Linked DNA regions of Homo sapiens: region 2 is linked to region 1. Evidence: chromatin loops called from intact Hi-C (ENCODE). Cell type or tissue: prostate gland. All regions are shown on one strand. Each heading gives the region's core, and the rest is flanking DNA. Links, peaks and the distances in the headings are about the cores only.

Region 1 (5,858 bases), core at 378-5,377:
GAATCTCATTTGAGGTCAAGATGCAATTTCAATTCAAGCTAATAACAAGGGCTCTGAGAGTGGTGTTCTGCTTGCTGGAGTCAAAGCAATGCTCAGCTGTCTATGCTGAGATCAGGTAGAGAAGAAAAGCAGGGCTGAACTTTATCTCTAAAATGAGGGTGACCTAGAGCATGGCCTCTTGTGGGGATTAAGTGGCTAATAGCAATGACACTCAATGGTCAGAGCACATGCTAAGTGATTGCTTGACAACGAGTGACCCAGTTGACTGTTGTGAAGTCCATTTTGCCTTCTTTCCTCTCCAGATAAATACCATGATGAATTCCCCAACTGATAATCACAGAGAATTCCAGTGTTTTACAAAAAACAGTCTTATCACCCCCAAATCCAAAGTGCCACTATAGCCTCATCACCTCTCGGCTTTGTGAACCAGGAAAGCATCAAGGTCTTCCTGAACAGCTCAGCCTCACAACCAAGAATGTTCCCACTTAAAAGACCTTCCAACACCACATTTTCTTTTCACTGGCCCCCGGAATATGTTATCTTGGGAGAGGGAAAGTTAAAACAAATGAACTCGCAGCAGCTGGGGAGGAAGACTGAGAATGACTCAGGAGTCATTCTCCCTCCAGACAGGGTAATTTCCTACCCAGTCATAGGCAAGGTTGAGAGCTGAGCTGCATCTTAAAGCTGCCTGGGGTGAGAGACAGGAGTTTAGTGATGTAAAGAATAACTGCTAATAAAGTACTTTCTCTCTTTATTTGCTACAATTCTGTGAAAGTCTCTCAGTTCCAGATGCATAAAACTGGAGAAGCGGTCCACAGCTCAATCACCCACCTTCTCTTCCAAAGAATCCACAAGTACTAGAGGGACAGCATCAGCAACACGCCGGGCGGAATCACTCGGGGGCCTTGGAAGACCTGTTCTATTTGCTTCTGAAGGTGAGAGAGTGGAGGACCCCAGAGAGTCTTTCCTCCCATGGAAAATTCTCATGACTGAGCAGCTTTAAGCTCTTTGGAGCCCTACGGGGCTGAGAGGGCTACTTACAAGAGAGGTTGCCCAGACTCTCCCAAGGCAGTTGCATAGCCTGATTTTAGAATAATATGTGGCCACAAAAAGAAGTCAGTCTGCTGGGATTCCTCTGGAGAGCCTGAGAAGGGGGACAGGGCAGCCAGCTGGCTGGCAGCCACTCCAAGCACAAAGGTGGGAGCCAGCTGTGCCAGGTGTGTTTAAAGTTCATCTTACCTTTGGTCCCCCAATACCTGTGTGATGGATGGCATTGTGGGAAGGTGTATTCAGCCAGTAATGCATTTCTGTCAGAGTGGCTGGAAATAAAAGGGAGATGATGGGAGGGGGGCTGCTTTTGTGCTCGGGGTAAATAACCAGTCGGCTAGGGTTTTTCTTCTTCTTCTATTCATGTTCATGGGGCCAGGAGGGACTAAAAGTTTACTGACTTTCCTAACATTCCTTCTTCTCCATAAAAATGTAAGTCCAGGGTAGGTAGGATTCCTCTCCCTCCTTGGCTGGCCAGCCTCAGAGATTTCAGTGAGCCACTCGCAGTCCCTGAATGCGCAGACCTGGCATAACAAGAAGATTTCTGACTACGGGGCATTTCTCCGTACAGAACGGCTGGCTCTAAAGGCAGTCGGCACCCAGGAGAAAACATGCCAAATAATTTTTTCTACATTAAATTATGAGGTGAGCTGAAAAAACACAACTAAATCACCCCTAGTCCAGGGCTTGCATGAGCCCCTTGACTAAGAAAATAACTTTTCAGGACTAGGTTCTGAGCAGCCATTTGGCCAAATACCAGAGTCTCTTTCTATGATCTCAGAGACCAGGAGGTAAGAACATTTTGGCCTCAGATAAGCCAGGAGACAATCACCTAAAAACAGACATCCTTGGGCTTTGACAGCCAACTCCCTCTATAGGGGAGAGAGAAGGTGTCTGGGTTAGATACCCATGGGTCCTGCTGCTACCAGCTGAAGGCCCCATGGGAACTGCTTGACCTGTGCTGGTAAAATGAGGGTGCAAGGGCAGTCCAGCCATGCTGGACGCGCAGCATGGAGCACGGATGCCCTGCTGCACCCAGACGCCAAGTATCATGCTTGCACATGCTGCAGGCAGGCGTGGCCAAGCAGGACACAGCCTTTGTGTATAAAACCACCACAGAACGAGAAAACATTGCGTCTGAAATGGGGCCAAGGCTCCTCCATTGACAAACATCTACTGTGATTCCCAGCCCCTTCTGAAAAGGCCTAGGGGAAAGTCATGGCTCCAGGCCCCCTTCCCCAAGACAGGAATGAGAGTATCACCACACACAGCCTCTCCCCTCAGTGCTACTGAGCCCCATGTGACATCCTCACAGGCCAAATCCATTCACAAAACTCAGTCCCCTCAGGACATAGATATCTAGTTTTGCCCCCATGGTTTAGAAATATAGCTGCTATACTACCTTCTACCCAAAACCCAAAACAGCCACCAAGAGCCCCACTTTGCTGGAGACTTCCTGATAGGGTTGTTTGTGTGGGTAGATTCAAGCCTGTTTGTGGTGGATACCTAGGAACCCAGCCCCTGGGAACAGAATGGCTAATCCATGATATTTGAGGGTGGTCCATGACTTCCAATGAAAAGGCATGGCACCGTCCTTGGATCTGAAGCTCCTCAAACCTTCTTCCTGACTTCCGGCGGAAGCCCCTGTGCTGCTCTTGGGAAGTAGAGCCTGCTCCCAAGCTGAACAAGCGGGTTTATACCCCGCTTGCCCCACTGTACCCCGCCAAGCAGGGCACGCCAGCAGAACTGTCCAGAGGAAGCCATGGCGCAGCCTGGCTCCCGCTAAGGCTCTCCCACCGCACTGTCGCAGGAGAGCCCGGGACGGCCTGGCTCCTGCTCTCAGAGATACCCTCAGCAGGTCGGCCAGCCCAGGACGTGGAGCGCACAAGTCATGAATTCCAGGCAAGCCACTGAAGCGTGGCTTCTCCCCGTAGCGTCAGCACCACCGGCGGCCAACAGGTGGCAGGAGAGCTTCGGGGAGCGCGCACCTGAGGCCCGCGGCTGGGTCTCAGGCTGCAGCGGCAGAGGCCGAGGTCTCCCTCTCGCTGCGACCCACGGGGGAAGACAGAGCCTGCCGGGGCTAGGAAGAGAAGGCGCAGAACGGCGTGCGGGAGCGAGCTAGCGGGGCCTCTACTTTGCGCCGCAAGCCGCGAAGCAGCTCCTGGCCGCCAGCCCCGCAGCTGCCCCCTCAGGCCTCCCTGGCTGCGTGCAGACCCGTCGCGGGACCTGGCCGGGAGCCGACCTCGACTCCACCCCCGGGGCTGGCACCCCCACCCCCGCAGACCCCAGGCCAGGGCCAGACCATCTGGGCTGTTCTGGGTCCCGCGACGGGGTTTTGAATTACTTCTAAATCATGTCCTTTGCTCCTAAAGAGCAAGCAGGCAGTGGCCGATGGAGGTGAGAGAGACAGCCCAGAGATACGGGGTCGTGGCCGTCATCGGCACCCCTTGTTGGCTTCCTGCTACAAGCCGTGATGATAAAATTACGGTTTTTGTGAAAACCAGAATGGTAACAGAGGAATTTTTCCTTTTTATAAATAACTAACATTTCCTACCACCAAATTCCAAAACTGCCAGAGGGAACCCCTTCCGCAACGCCACAGCACTTTGTTCTGCATTGCCCCACACTACACAGGCAGCGAAAGGAATCCATCAGGTTTAATTTGTTCTGCTCTGGTCAGAACTGAGGTCTCTAGAAGCCTCGCATATACTTTACCATTTTAAGTTTGAGAACCCTAAACTAATGATGTGAAACTAATGTAGTGTAACACCAAGTGCCCTCTCTGCCAGTAGGAAATAATTTCTGCAGCGCTTCTAAAAACCAAACCAAACCAAACAAATAAATCAAATGATTTTACAATGTGGAAAAGCCATGAGCGAGCCGGCTGGGCCGTGGCTCTGTTTGGGGGAAGCAGGCGGTTTGAGAGGCTCAGCGACTCAGCCGCGAGCAGTTTTCCTGGGCTGGGGTGTCTGCAGCTGGGAGCGGCATTCGAGCTCTGGCCCAGCAGGCCTCGGGAAAACAATCTGGGCCACAAATTCAACATGACAGTTTTAACAAATACGATTTCAACTTTTATATTTGGATTTAGGAAGGAGATGATGGCCTTACCCCGGAATCACTATTAAATAATAAGCTTATAACATATTTGCTGACGGCAATATAGACCCTGCTTCAAATTAACTTTAAAATGTGCTGCCGATACATACGGCTTATACTTAGAAAGAAAACAAAGCTGGTGACCGGGCAGATTGAGTCAAGAGGCAAATGTACAGAAATGTACACAGAGTTGATCAGAGTTTTTGCTACCTGAACAGCCAAAGGAGGCTTTAAAATTCAAGTTAGTTCTTTAAAGACTTATAATAATAATTTTCCCCCAACTGATTAGAATATCAGTCTTTAAACATTTAAAGCAAGCTCAAGTTCTGACCATTTCAGCTTCTCAGAAGTGTAGACATTTTTTAATGCATTTACTTTATTGTGAAATTGCAATATTTGTTAATGAAAGAGAATTGGTTGCATCTGTCTATTTTACAGGTTTTTAATATCCACTAGTCATTTGACCAATGTAGAAAGCAAATAAATATTTTCCCCTCATGTCATTTTTTTAATTTCCCAGAAACAAGTGTTCCTTTATTATCTGTGACCTACTCAAATGAGAATTATTTTTAAAGAGTTGCAGGTTTCTATACCTGCTGGAGTGTTTAGAGCCCAAAGCACTGTATTTCTCTAGAACATTTTTGTTGAGCTTTAACACAGTCTTACCTGCATATCTTATATTACTTGGAATTGGGTAACATACATCACTTTGGAAAAGATAAACAGGCTACTATAAAAGACAGGAAATAAATAACTCATAAGGTCACCTTTGGTTGAAGCAATCTTATTCTAGTACTAGAAAATATTCGTTTATTTTTTTAAAAAATACAAATAAAGGAGCAAACCTGAAAGAATTAACTAAAGATTCAAATAATACAACTGTCTGTTGCCTTGTGTCCATGTGGGGTTTCACACAAAATTGGGTTTGAGTTTATTGGAGAAATTAAGGTTATTTGAATCAACACTGAGACGTAGGTCTACAAATCATTTATCACTCACTCATTCACTAGCAGAAAAGCATCTATGGGACCCTTTTGTATGGGAAGGCTTGCGTTTCTGAGAGCAGAGGCACAAAAGAGAAGCCTTCGTTGTTGGTTAAAAATGATTACAGCTAATACCTGACCGTGGCCGATTTTCCTGTCGTTCACCACTTTAACATCGGAAACATGTGATCGGCCCTCCAGATGCCCATTATTAATTGCATGCCCTTTGATGTCTGAACATCGATGGAATCTACAAAAGCATTAACGTAAGAAAATATGCCTCCTGAAAAATTCCCAAGTCACTGACTGGTGATCGGCGCATGTTCCCATTCGTTTGCTCACCTTCAGTGGCACTGTGAAAATAGCCCCAAACCCCAGACATTTTGCCACGAGTTTGGGCAAAAAAAAATTTCAAGACTTGTTTACAGTTTCTACTTCAAGTGGGGGAAAAAATGGCACATTTGCACATTCAAGAAGTATCTGTGTAATTTAAGATAACACATTTCTAAAATGCTTAAGGTTCAGGAATTTGCATGAACATAATTATAAAGAAAGAAAGAGAGGAGAGATAAAACAACAGTTAAACAGTTCCACTGGACAAGTGAATAAAGGCACCTCATTATAAATATCTCCACTTCGCTATGTTTATTTTCTCCCAAGAGACAACTTTATTTTTTAAAGCCTTATCATGAAGGAAATCGCTGACTATAGGTAAATTTCTTTTCTCAGGCG
Region 2 (5,359 bases), core at 360-5,359, 180 kb after region 1:
CTCAGAGTTAGGCCCCTCTCAGAAGGGAATCATGGCTTGGTTCTTAAAGTTGAAAAAATAGCTGCTTCAGTAAGAAAGAATAAGGTTGCTATGAGGCAGTAGAGCAGAGGGGCCTGTGTTCAAATACTGACTCTGCCCTTTAATGATAACCTTGGCCCAGTGAGTCTGAGTGCTGGCTTGCCTGCCTATAAAAGGGGACAACAATTCCTTGGAAGATTGTTGTGTGGCACCATAGCAGTGGCTAAAGAGCCAGACACACTTGGTTGTGAATCCTGGTTCTTCCCCCTTAGTTGTACAACCTTGGGTAGGTTACATCACCTCTTTGAACCTTAGTTTTGCCACCTGTTTAATGGGAATAAGTGTTGTTATGTGATTGAAGTCATACATGTGAAAAAATCTTATAAACAGAAATACTGGCAAAACAGAAGGCAGTATTTCCACAGTCAGTAAGGAGAACAGGCTGTGCCGTTGAAGCTCTGGCCTGACCTCTGTTTGGATCCCTCCTTCTCTGGGCCAGCATCAAGTTTTTTTTCTTTTTCTTTTTTTTACATTTTAGAGACGGGGTCTCACTATGTTGCCCTGGCTGGTTTCAAACTCCTGGCCCCAAACTCCTCCCAGCTCAGCCTCCTGAGCAGCTGGGATTACAGGTGTGAGCCACCATGCCCAGCTCCAACGTCAAGTTTTGAAGAGTTCTTTTTATCTCAGGCCCTGATCCCAGGGATCGAAGTAGCACTGGAGAGAGAAGAAGTCAGGGGCAGTGTTCCCCAAATGCCAAGTTGGAGGGCAGCGAGGTTCCGCTGCTGCGAGAACACCACCATGGTCCCATCACCAGTTCACACAGGTCCCAGTCACTCTGTAGTTTCCCAAGAGTTTTGAAACAGGCTCTTCATCACCTTCTGGTTTCTTCCACACTTCCCTTCTGATACTTTAGTTTCATCTTGCAAGAAGACAGTCATACCTGGTGCCACCACCCTCTGGTATGCTTCACCTGGAGGCCCCTGATCCCAGCTAAGGGCTCAGTCCATGGAAAGCCCTCTTAGCATTTCCCACTGTTAACCCAGTAGGTCTCTATTATGCAGGGTGATCTTTTATATAACCTGAATATAACCCAGACTCCACCTGGTCTAATCTATCCATAGGGCTTCATTTTTAAAAGGTAGAGCAACCAAAAATAATTTTTAGATAATTCCAATCATCATTTGCCTCTCTCAAAGAACACCCATAGGGATCCCACTGTTAACCCACAAGGACACTTAACCTTAACCCCCTCCTTTATCCTGTCTCCAGGACATGCCCACCAGCTATATCATAGCTGCTGTCCACAATTCCCAGACTCTCAGCCCTCAGATTTTGCTTCCTTCTTCCCTCCATTTTCCCGGCTCCCTGTTGTGTTTTCATCCAACCTCGCTGGTCTTTTAACTTTCCCTCTGTTTTGCCCATTGACCAGCATGGAGGAGAATGCAGGAGCTGGCTGAGAAAGCAAAAATACTCCCCTTTCCCTCTAGCTCTGCAGGCCTGGCTCTCCACCATTCTCCTAATGCCACATCACACAAAGCCTACAATAAAGTCAAACATAGAACTTGGGGCAGGTGTAGCCTGTGGCCGACCAAGCACAGACAAAATTCTTTGTAGCACAGTATGGGGAAGAGTGGGGATGCCCGTGTGTTGATAGATTTTTGCACCGTCACATTTATCTCCTTCCCCTCTTTCCAACCCCTGTGACTATAATCAGAACAACCTCCTCTCTTTTCTGAGTAGCCTAGTCAGGAATTCAGAACCATCGTCTCTCTTGAGGGCCTGTAGGACAACACAGCAGACCCATCTGGGGCCAGGGACAAAGCCTGACACAGGCAGAGATGCCCAGAGAGCCAGACCTGACCTGTTGAAGGCCAGTTTGCTCTAGGAGGTGTGCTAAAGCATTTGAAGAAAGCCTCAAGGGGCACGGTCTCCAGAGTCCCAGTATCAGATTTCTAGGGGCTGTTGGAATGGACAGGGGCATTCACATTCTCAATCACTGCCTCGATCTCCACAATACAGGGCCTGCTTCCTGCTGGTGGAATCAGAAAGCAGTTTTAAAAAAAGAAAATCCAGCCACCTTCCAAACACCTCCAGCCTTGAATTCCAGATCCATCCCACAAGAACTGGGGGAGGGCTTGGGCATGACCAGGAGGAGACTCGGGCCCAAGTCCCCTGTATCCCACTGTGGCCCCCAAACCATCAGACTGGCAGGCTGGAGACGAAGGAGCCATTTAGGGTCAACCCTACTAGATCCCAGGGTCGGGGGAGGGTGAGGAGGGTCCTGCTTTCCACAGCCAGGCGTGGGTAAGCAGAGCCACTTCTGCCCCAAGCAAATCAATTAAAGGTCTTGGCCAAGCCTGTTTGAGTTGGTGAGAGCCCAAGTGGGAATTCCAATCTGCCGTGTTTGCTCTGCAGGCGAATAGAGCCAAACAGAAATGCTGCTTTGTGACTTTGTGCCAAATATCCATCAGCTTGCTCTGCCAGCAGTGCTGGGCCGGCCCTGTAAACGTCACCTCTGCCCCCACCAGCTCTCTGCTCTCTGAAAGCCTTCTTCTTGTGCCCTTAAAGTCAGCTTGCCTTTTGATACAATTTGGATGTGTGTCCCCTCCAAATCTCATGTTGAAATGTGACTCCCAATGTTGGAGGTGGAGACTAGTGGGAGGTGTTGGATCATGGGGGCGGCTCCCTTGTGAACGGCTTGGTGCCCCCACTTCGTGATGAGTGAGAGCTCACTCTGTTAGTTCACTCGGGAGCTGGTTGTTTAAAAGAGTCTGGTAGCCCTCCTCCCCTCTCTCTTGCTCCTTCTCTCACCACATGACACACACGGGCTCTGCTTTGCCTTCCACCATGAGTAGGAGCTTCTTGAGGCCTCACCAGAAGCAGGTGCTGCCATGCCTCCTGGACAGCCTGCAGAACCATGAGCCAAATAAACCTCTTTTCTTTTAAATTGCCCAGCCTCCAGTATTCTTTTATAGCAACACAAAATGGACGAATGCACCCTCCCACACCACACCCTGGTGGCTGTGCCCAAAGTCTGCCTTCCTAGGCATGGGATCTAGGCCTTCCAGATCTGACGTGCCATCTGCCTATTCTGAACCAGCTCCATCCTGGGACCCATTCATACCCCTGTATAGTTCATGACCTCTGCATCCTGCTCTCAGCTCCATACTTTCCCCACCAACACCAGCGTCAAGCTCGCCTTGTCCTTCTCAGCCCCTGACCAGCACAGCCCACTACACGTGCCCCCAGCAGAGGCGCAGGGCTGACAGTGGGGAAGGGTGAACCATGAGTTGACTACCTCTTTTCTCACACCTTACAGAGATTTGATCCTTGCACCCAGTCATTTTATCATCGCATTTCTCACAGGAAATAGGTGAGGCTTGAAAGACCAGACACTTTACCCAAGGTCTCCCTAACAGGGAACACAGGTGTCCCAACTCCAAAACCATGGCACTTTCTACCTTGCCCCACTGAGGCCAATTTTTAAATCTTTTTTTCACTCTCAGATGCCTAGAGCAATTCCAAGGATTCCTGATGAGAGTAGCTGGATATGTTTTAGCGTTCCCATGGCTATGTTGGCACACCCTGTGTGAGCAGCTGGCAATGTCTGCTTTGCCCCGGCCCTGAACTGGAGCCATTGCCTGGGGCCTGCCTGCCCTACTAATGGGGCTGCACCCACAAGAGCACCCCTGGAAGCCCCAAGCCTGGCGTCATCCCTGGACCTGTCAGACCCAGAGCAACTCCCCCTGTCATGAGGGGCACAAACACCCTATCTACCCCAGCCCAGCTTCAGGGCATGGACACAAAGCTCTCTCCGTGCCGGAAGTGGCCAGGCATTTCCTGCCCTCAGAGGATTCCCCCACAGCACCTCAACAGGTCTCACCCTGAAGAGCCATCCTTCTTTCACACTGTTTTCATGATGCTCAATGTGGCCCTGATTCTCTCTACGCAGTCCCCCCACCCTGAATTCAATGATTGTCACTTCCTCAGTGGCTGGATGACTGTCTTCCCTACAAAACTGTGAGCACCAAGAGAGCCAGGGAGAGACCACGGGTTTCTCATCATAGAAGCCCCAGCACCCAGCATAGCTCAGTAGATAGCAGTCGGATGTATAGATGAAACCAGGAGGACAGGTTCCTACGGCCCCTGTCCTGTGGCTTCAGGGGTGCCACCACCCAGGGCTGACTGTTTGTGTGGCCACTCTCCGCTCTACCCCATGCATTTTCTGCTAACCTGAATCCCCAGTGTGGGTATGGGGCCTTTCTGCACCCAGCTATAGGTCCCAGTCCCAGAACACCCCTCCCCCTCTGTGTGAGGTGGCACTGCCAAGGTGACAGGCCTCGGGCATACTCTCCAGCAATGGTGTAGAGTGGGCACTGCCAGGCCTCTGGGCTGGCCAGTCTGAAGCAAGGAGAGTCACCTGTGCTGTGCTACCCTGCTGGGGCCTTCAGATGGTTCCATCATGGCTAAGCCAGAGTGGTGCCAGGACCTTGATGGCCCTGGTAGTCATTTGGCTAGGAATGACAGAGAAAATGCCACCTTTTAAGTGAAGAGTCCTACCTAACCATATGAGGCAGCAGCCCACAGTGCTGATGATGCCACCTGCCCTGGGCTCTGTGCAAGGTGCCCTGGCATTGCCAGCAGGCCACTCCCCCAGATTGAGCTCCAGGCCCACACGACAGAATCCTGCCAGTCCTAGCAGCACCCCTTAGGCTGAGCCTAGGGGAACTCAGAGTAGCCTTCCAAAGAAGGGTCTCTGCAGCAGTGGGCCCACAGAGAGAGATGTGACTCTGTCAGTATGAGAACACCCACACCCAGATCAACAGGGCCACACCAGCTCAAGGGGGCCATGTGCTTTGGGGGGTAGCTGGAGGCCCTCTTGGTCTGTGGTCCTCAGGCAGCTTCCCCAGGTCCTTGCTGCTAGGTCCAGGGAGCCTAGAGCCAGCATGGGCCCTGGATCTGGCCTCTGGCCAGGACAAGTCTTGAGCTTCCCTCTCCCCATTCCCTAGGTCTGCATGTCCTGTGGTGGGGGACGGGGAGTTGGCTCTGGGGAATCACACTTCATGAGCACCTGTCCAGGCCCAACTCTAAAAGGTGGGGAAATGCCATAATCACAGCAACTCTGGAGAGGACAACTCAGAAAGCCTGTGTTTAATAGGGACCTGTCATGGTCTGCAAGGCTCTCGGCACATGGGTGCCCCATGCCCAGCTACTTCTCATCCACCTTTTCCAAGGACTGGGGCTTCTCCTGGGGCAAGTCTTCCAGCATTAGGCTCAGCACATGCACGATCTCATAGTACAGCTCTTGAAGCCTGAAAAATGGAGCAGGAGGAGATAAGAT

What was found. Hi-C counts contacts between places; a loop is a spot of excess contacts. Peaks named below come from ENCODE experiments on the same cell type or tissue, not always from the same donor. Only the 100,000 strongest peaks of a DNase experiment are listed, where the experiment ranks them.
Region 2: a loop joins it to region 1, with 4 times the contacts of the local background. A loop is called at or near these places in 19 of 110 quality-filtered maps.

The regions. Positions count from the first base shown.
Region 1 is chr5:135,188,685-135,194,542 of GRCh38, reverse strand. All of the region lies in intron 3 of PITX1-AS1 (PITX1 antisense RNA 1), which reads right to left. Among named protein-coding and RNA genes, the nearest start is that of LINC02900, 57 kb to the left of the region's middle. RefSeq lists a silencer at 3,123-3,302. In prostate gland, for the core only: a CTCF peak has its summit at 3,004 (motif pointing right); DNase peaks (open chromatin) are centred at 2,152 and 3,002; H3K4me3 peaks cover 621 bases; H3K27ac peaks cover 725 bases.
Region 2 is chr5:135,011,492-135,016,850 of GRCh38, reverse strand. CATSPER3 (cation channel sperm associated 3) reads right to left here. Exons shown (of 8, transcript NM_178019.3): 8 at 5,155-5,330. The coding sequence ends at 5,228. Among named protein-coding and RNA genes, the nearest start is that of PITX1-AS1, 19 kb to the left of the region's middle. In prostate gland, for the core only: no CTCF peak of the experiment used is centred there; a DNase peak (open chromatin) is centred at 2,440; H3K27ac peaks cover 433 bases.